Regions from separate parts of the Homo sapiens genome. Here all the other regions are linked to region 3. Evidence: chromatin loops called from intact Hi-C (ENCODE). Cell type or tissue: GM12878. All regions are shown on one strand.

Region 1 (2,500 bases), 73 kb after region 3:
TAAATGGGCTGGGCATGGTGGCTAACGCCTGTAATGCCAGCACCGTGGGAGGCCGAGGTGGGTAGATCACCTGAGGTCAGGCGTTCGAGACCAGCCTAGCCAACACGGCGAAACCCCTCCTCTACTAAGATACAAAAAAATTAGCAGGGTATGGTGGCGCATGCCTGTAATCCCAGCTACTCAGGAGGCTGAGGCAGGAGAATCGCTTGAACCCGGGATACGGAGGTTGCAATGAGCCAAGATCATGCCATTGCACTCCAGCCTGGGCCATAGAGCAACACTCCGTCTCAAAAAAAAAAAAAAAAAAAATTAAAGAAAAAAAATTAAAGCAAATGAAAAACAGAAAGTGTACATGCTCTGAAAAAGTTATTACTGCCCCACTCCCGCAAAACCACCTCTGGCTATAGAATACCTTTTCCCCCTTTTAAAAATGATAAACGTAAATTAATCTTCTAAGCATTGGCTGGACGTGGTGGCTCACATCTGTAATCCCAGCACTTTGGGAGGCTGAGACGGGTGGATCACCTGAGGTCAGGAGTTCGAGACCAGCCTGGCCAACATGGCGCAACCCCATTGCTACTAAAAATACAAAAATTAGCCAGGCGTGGTGGTAGGTGCCTGTAATCCCAGCTACTCAGGAGGTTGAGGCAGGGAGAACTACTTGAATCCGGGAGGTGGAGGTTGCAGTGAGCCAAGATTGCGACACTGCACTCCAGCCTGGGCAACAGAGCGAGACTCTGTCTCAAAAAAAAAAAAAAAAATTCTAAGCATTATGAAACACTATGACATTAAAGCAAGCCAATTAAGAAGGCAATAAAGGGGATACATTAAGGTATTTAAGCCCCTCACCGCACAAATTTCCCTACATAAACCCAATCCCATCAGCTCTACGGATTCTCAACTTGCAGAACAACTTTTCTTGGCATTCATCCTCCTTGGCATTTCTATTAAACAATCAACTCCCTAATTTGTGAAGTGCTCTCCTTCCTCTGTTGCTTTAAGTGACTTCTAGTTCTCTTCCCTCTTCTTAACTGCTGGCTGCTCACCCTCCCCTCACCCCTTACTGCGGCTCAGCCCAGGTGTGTGCTCAACCCTCTCCTCTTCTGCTTTCTCTTTATTCCCATGGTTTCAACTACTATTTCCACAACAATGATTCCTACAATCATCCTAACATGTCCAACAGACTGTTGAATATTCTCATCCGGATAAAACCCAGCCTTCTCCTGATATGACCACTATGGCCTTTTTCTTCTTCTCTGCTCACAGTCAGATTGCCAGATCTTGTCAATTCTCAACTTCTCAAGAATCTTTTTTTTTTTTTTTTAATTCCTAGTTAGCATTCCCACTCAGCTTCATATTTCCTGATCCCTGGGGGATGAAAATAGCCTCTGGACTGGCCTTGCTCCTTTCTGCCACTCCCACAACAAATGACTAGAAACCCTAAAACTACACGTAAGGGCTGGTGCCAAGTATTGAGGCATTTCTGCAATCTGTAGGCAAATTAACCCTCCTGAAGCACTGCTTTGATCATACTACTTCCCTGCTCTGAACACTTCAGCAGTTCCTCAATACTCAAAGGCTCTGCAGTATTAACCCAAGCTACCATTAACAGACTGATTTGCTTTCTTCCCATCCTTTTACATCACGTGCATTTCCTAATAGATATTCTGGCCTACATGGGGGTGCCCGCTCATCTCATCTTAAGTGAGCAGTAATTATTCAACAAACTATTGTTTTGCCTGGTCATTTTCCCTTCGGTTTTGTCATTACAAAAATTCAAACATTCTAAACAGAGATGACTATACCTCAACTTTGTAACCCCTCTGGAGTTAGAATACTAACTCCCTTTGACAATCAGAATGAAACTGTTCTCAGAACAGAACCTACTCAGAGGAGTTCTCAGATATGATAAACGAAGGGTGGAAGAAGGTACGTGATAATGTAACTGGCGGTGTCCATGCCTTTGTAGTACAAACCAAGCCCAGAGATCAGTTGAACCTAAAGACAAATAAGTAGGATGGTTCAGAGAACCAAGAATCTCAGAATTTGGGTGAACAAGTACTAACATTTAGTCTTACTATCAAACGCCCTCAAGGTATTTCTGGGACTCTACTAACACCTCAAACTCAGTAAGATATTCCCTTCCCAGTTACGAGAATCATGATCCTGAAAATAATTCACAGTGGAAAAACATAGTTTTTGGGAACAGACTGTGAGGACAGAAAGTAAAAAAAAAAAAAAAAAAAGAAAGAAAGAAAAGAAAAACATATAGTTTTGAGGGAAATAATGGGCTAGGAGAACCCAGGAAATTCACAAAAATGTCCTTCCATTCTTTAAAGCAATATCATCCTAGAAGAAGGTAATTATAAATAAAATATATAATAAAGCAATAAAAGTTAACAGGTATAGCAATGGCATTTTATCTATCTTAAATTAGGGATCACAGATATAATTTATTTGTTTTATATATTTTGATGCTTAGATACTTCTGTGATCTCCC
Region 2 (2,500 bases), 190 kb after region 3:
TATGACTACATACTGCCTTATGCTATTAAACTTTTCTTATGTCTCCATTTTTTCTTCTTACCGAGTCTGTAAGCTACATGTGGGCAGCATTCTTTGTGCTCCCCCTGCACCGCAAATGTAGCAGATGCTTTATTCACAAGGACTCAGTATCTATTTCTTGAATATCTGAATCCTCATACTATTCAAGTAATCACACAAAAAGTGAGGTTAAAATTAATTGTTGGAGACCAAGGTTAGGTCTCTTAAGTTACTCTTACCTATGTTAATTGTGGCTTGTCTGCTGATAACTTCGTGTGAAAGTGGCGTCAACTTGGTAACATCCTGCAATGAAATATATTTTAAAACACTGCACGTAAAACAAATGAGAACTTTTCCTTTGACTTTACGTTTGCTATCTACATCTTGCCACCATCTGCACAGCTTTCCACTACTTCTAAAGCTCCTTTTCCCTATCAGTAACTTTGTACTCCTATGGCTGGGAAGCTGTTAAGAGCCCTTCATCATTACACAACAGACTACACCTCCACTCAACTATTAGGGGATATCTGGAAGTCAGAGATCCCCCCAATCTTGGGAACATTAGCACTAAAAGTAATGCAGACAGGACACCCCCTTCCCAGACGTTCAGAGGCTGAAACCATGACAATCAACATCAAGACTTTCCAGCCGAACCCTCCAGAAGCTAGAAGTCCCACGACCGTACACGCCTGCGCCCAGATCGTGGACTGGCCTGGGTACAGGCGGCGCGAGCATGGCTTAGGGCGCCCAGTTCCAGGTCTCCCTCCTGACCCAGGCTCCTGACCCATGCTCCCGACACTGACTAGTCCCAATACCACCGGGAGGCTCGGTCACCTCCACTCCTGAGCTCACTCTGCATCCTCCCCAAGCAAAACCTCACCAAGGTGGTGAGATCCTGACGCGAAAGATGCGGCTGCCCTAGAGTCACTCCAGCTTCTCCGCCCGCCATGTTGCCAAAAGAGGAAGGAAATCACCCCGGCTGCCGCCTGATCATCTGCAGGGGTCCTAGTGCGGGGCGGGGAAGCGGAGACGGGAAGGCCGAGTAGGGGCTCAGGATGGCCGGTGCAGCAGCGGCCTCACTGCTTGGACATCTCTCCGCTTGAATCTGCACAGTGCCTGTCGGTAGGCTGAGTGGAAAACACGGTGCGAAGTTGCTGGAGCTATTCGTCGCAGACCTGGTAGATATTTGTGCAGGCAATACTGAGGGCAGCCACCAAACCCCCGCCCCGCCGGCCCGTGCGAGGCGGGTGATGCAACCCGGCGCGCGCGCTGGCCTGGGAGAGACCATTTCCGTTTCCTGTGGAGTTTCCCGAAACCTGGGAATCAGCTAGGGTGTGGGAACAGAGAAGAGGGAGTGTCCTCCCCGCCCTTTTTTTTTTTTTTTTTTGAATACCGATTTCTGTAATTTAATAAAGCGAGATCGGCTCGGGGTCGGCGCCCACCTATGACGGGGCTCTTGGCTGGGAGAAGGCCGCGTGCTGAGCCCCGGCGGGAGGTGGGGCGGGCGCCCCCGCGCGGAAGTTTGGTGAAGGGCTCAGAGGGGCAGGGCTAGCAAAATCAAAGTCCCCAGCTTGTTCCCAGAGAGCGATTTCTAGGGCCCGGGAGGTGGGCCTTGGTGACGTTAGATTGCGTTCCCAGTGAATATAGCTAGGTGTCGTAAGAGCGTCTGAAGTTCGCTGGTTTGTGTGTGTGTGTTTTGTTTTTTTTTTTCTTAAAGAAGCAGATCCAAAAAAACCTCGATTACCGATAAATCGGTATTTTAAAATTTAAAGAATTTTGAGACCTTAACCCACTTTTCGTCGTGTTGAAAAGCAGTTGAGTGATTTGTTTTTCTCCTTGCATTTCTATACAAATTTTATCATAAACAGCTATTTCCTTTTTTGTTTGCAATAAATTTATTTCCATAAAAACTTGTTAGACAGCTATTATGCAAAAGTATAGTAAAGAGAAGTGAAAAGATAATATGAAAGCCACAATGACGAATACTGAGAAGCCAAGCTCACTTTAGAATACTTGTAAGTAGTCATCAAGTTAGCTTATTTAGGAAATAAATATTATGAGGCCGGGCGCGGTGGCTCACGCCTGTAATCCCAGCACTTTGGGAGGCTGAGGCGGGTGGATCACGAGGTCAGGAATTCGAGACCAGCCTGGCCAATATGGTGAAACTCCGTCTCTACTAAAAATACAAAAAAAAAAAAAAATTAGCCGCCCGTGGTGGCGGGCGCCTGTAGTCCCAGCTACTCCGGAGGCTGAGGCAGGAGAATGGCGTGAACCCGGAAGGCGGAGCTTGCCGTGAGCTGAGATCGCGCCAACCGCACTCCAGCCTGGGTGACAGAGCGAGACTCCGTCTCAAAATATATATATATTATAAATGAAAAAAATGAGGGAAATTAGGGAAAATGAGGGGCAATATGAGAAGTGAAGAAAGGAATTCATTAAGGTGATAATTGCTACCTCTCTTTTTTTTCCCCCCGACTTTTAA
Region 3 (2,500 bases):
CATGGTATATGATCAAGATTTACCTTTTGTGACATCTTTGCAGGACTACAGACTGAGTGGCCCCAGAAGCGTCCAAAAGTTTTCCCCTGGGAACACAAGGTCTAACAGGCTAAACGAGCAAGCACAGTAGAAAGTTTTTACTGAGGCTTATGAAGCCAAATTCAAACAGGAAACTTCTAAAGCTTTTGAAAATCCATCAGAATTAGTTTGGGCCCCTGAATTAGTTACCTACTGCTGCATAACAAATTATCCTAAAACGTAATGGCTCAAAACGACACATTTCTTTTCTCACAGTTTCTATGCTGCAGGAATCAGGGTCTCTCCCAGGGCTGCAATCAGAATGTTCACCGGGGCTACTGGCTCATCTAAAGGTTTCACAAGGGAAGGATCTGTTTGCAAATTCACTCACGTGGTTGTTGGCCAGATTCCGTTTCTCACAAGCTGTTGGACTAAGGGCCTTGGTTCCCCTGAGGGCGTCAGTTTCTTGCTGGTTGTTGGCCAGAAGCTGTTCTCAGTTCCTGGCCATGTGAACCTCTGCATGGGGTGGTTGACAGCATGGTAGCTGGCTTCCTCAGAACAAGCACGCAAGAGGCATCAGAGACAGTTTGCAATCAAGACAGAAGCCACAGTCTTGGCCAGGCGTGGTAGCTCATGCCTGTAATCCCAGCACTTTGGAAAGCCGAGGTGGGCGGATCACTTGAGGACCAGAGTTTGAGACCAGCCTGGCCAACATGGCAAAACCCTGTCTTCACAAAAAAATACAAAAATGAGCTGGGAGTGGTGGCATGTGCCTATAGTCCCAGCTATTAGGGAGGATGGCTTGAGCCCGGGAGGTTGAGGCTGCAGTGAGCTGTGACCATGCCACTGCACTCCAGACTCAGCGACAGAGCACGACCATGTCTCAAAAAAAAAAAAAAAAAAAAAAAGGTCACGGTGTTTTGTAACCTAATCTCAGATGGGACATCCCATCATTTTTGTCCTATTCTGTTCATTAGAAGCAAGTCACTAGTGTAGCCCACACTCAGGGGATCCAGGTCAGAAGCTGCCTGTCATAGCCTCATGGGAATTCTGTGTTCCGTTCCAGCTGTGTTAACATGGGGCTAGTGGGAGTGGGATAGGGGGAAGGGAAGGGAGGGAATACTCGCTTCCAAAAGAGTCCTGAAAGAGAATTTCTGATGTTGTCAGAGAAAATATTAGTATATCCAGTAGGTGGCACCCATCACTGTGAACAAGGGTCCCCAGCCCCTTGAGAATAGCACCTAACACAACAAACTCTGGTAATAAAGATTTAAGCAGCCAATCAAATATTCTTGTTAATAGGGAATTTTTGCGTATTATGCAATTGTTCTTTAAAAAATTATGATTAATTTCCGTTCTGTTACCATTCTAAGTGATTTAGATGATTTTCAAATTTTCTTGCAGATTTTGACACGTATGGTGGCAAATTATAACGACATGTAAGGTTTTTGCACGCAAGCCAGGATGTTTTACTAAGAGAACAGTCATTCTACACTAAGGGTCCCTTAAGTTAGCATCACAACTGATAAATTCAACATGTGATCATTTGTGCCTAACAAAATATACTTCAAAAAAACGTGGCTGCGCCATTCACAATGTACCAATTCATAACTTTTAAACCTTTCTTCATATGGCTAAAATATCTAGGTTGTTATTAAAGATAATCTAGCAGTGCTTTTCTACCTATTGTATGTGACTTATTCGTGGATCAAAATAACTTGGTGGATTTTGATAAGTAAATTTATATCACAATATTTCTTGGTAAATGGTAAAATGTACATATCCTAAAATATATCATTGTAATCACTTTAAGTGTACAATTCTGTGGCATTATGTATATTTAAAATGTTGTTTAGATCAGATGCGGTGGCTCACGCCTGTAATCCCAGCACTTTGGGAGGCCAAGGCGGGTGGATCACCTGAGGTCAGGAGTTCAAGACCAGCCTGGCCAACATGGTGAAACCCTGTCTCTACAAAAATTAGCCAGGCACAATGGAGGGTGCCTGTAATCCCAGCTACTCAGGAGTCTGAGGTGGGAGAATCGCTTGAACCCTGGAGGCAGAGGTTGCAGTGAGCCGAGATAGCGCCACTGCACTCCAGCCTGGGCAACAGAGTAAGACTTCATCTCAAAAAAAAAAAAAAAAAAAAGTTGTTTAAATATCACCACTATCTATTTCTAGAGCTTTTTCATCATCCCAAGCAAAAACTGTAGCATAGGCAATAGTTTCCCATTCTTTCTCTCCCCAGCCCCTGGTAACCTCTATCCTTCTGCCTCTATGAATTTGCCTATTCCAGATGTTTCATATAAGTGGATAATATATTATTTGTCCTTTTACATCTGGTATGTTTCATTTAACACAACATTTTCAAGGTTCATTCATGTTGTAACATGTATCAGAACTTTAGTTCCTGTTTTCAATTCTTTGGGGTATATACCTCAGATTGGAAGTATTGGATCATATGGTAATTTTTTTTTTTTTTT

Evidence for each region. Hi-C counts contacts between places; a loop is a spot of excess contacts. Peaks named below come from ENCODE experiments on the same cell type or tissue, not always from the same donor. Only the 100,000 strongest peaks of a DNase experiment are listed, where the experiment ranks them.
Region 1: it touches region 3 in a loop (2.2-fold over the local background); 17 of 110 quality-filtered maps call a loop at or near these places.
Region 2: it touches region 3 in a loop (7-fold over the local background); 3 of 110 quality-filtered maps call a loop at or near these places.

What each region holds. Positions count from the first base shown.
Region 1 is chrX:24,168,418-24,170,917 of GRCh38, reverse strand. All of the region lies in intron 3 of ZFX (zinc finger protein X-linked), which reads right to left. Among named protein-coding and RNA genes, the nearest start is that of ZFX, 20 kb to the right of the region's middle. In GM12878, no CTCF peak of the experiment used is centred here; DNase peaks (open chromatin) are centred at 1,537 and 1,867; H3K4me3 peaks cover 1,191 bases; H3K27ac peaks cover 1,518 bases.
Region 2 is chrX:24,053,436-24,055,935 of GRCh38, reverse strand. EIF2S3 (eukaryotic translation initiation factor 2 subunit gamma) reads right to left here and starts at 980. Exons shown (of 12, transcript NM_001415.4): 1 at 899-980; 2 at 258-321. The coding sequence starts at 967. RefSeq lists enhancers at 722-791, 812-1,361 and a silencer at 1,422-1,631. In GM12878, a CTCF peak has its summit at 1,540; DNase peaks (open chromatin) are centred at 1,195, 1,625 and 1,965; H3K4me3 peaks cover 413 bases; H3K27ac peaks cover 2,355 bases.
Region 3 is chrX:24,240,960-24,243,459 of GRCh38, reverse strand. No RefSeq gene overlaps it. Among named protein-coding and RNA genes, the nearest start is that of SUPT20HL2, 72 kb to the left of the region's middle. RefSeq lists an enhancer at 650-729. In GM12878, a CTCF peak has its summit at 1,209 (motif pointing right); a DNase peak (open chromatin) is centred at 439; H3K4me3 peaks cover 380 bases; H3K27ac peaks cover 1,484 bases.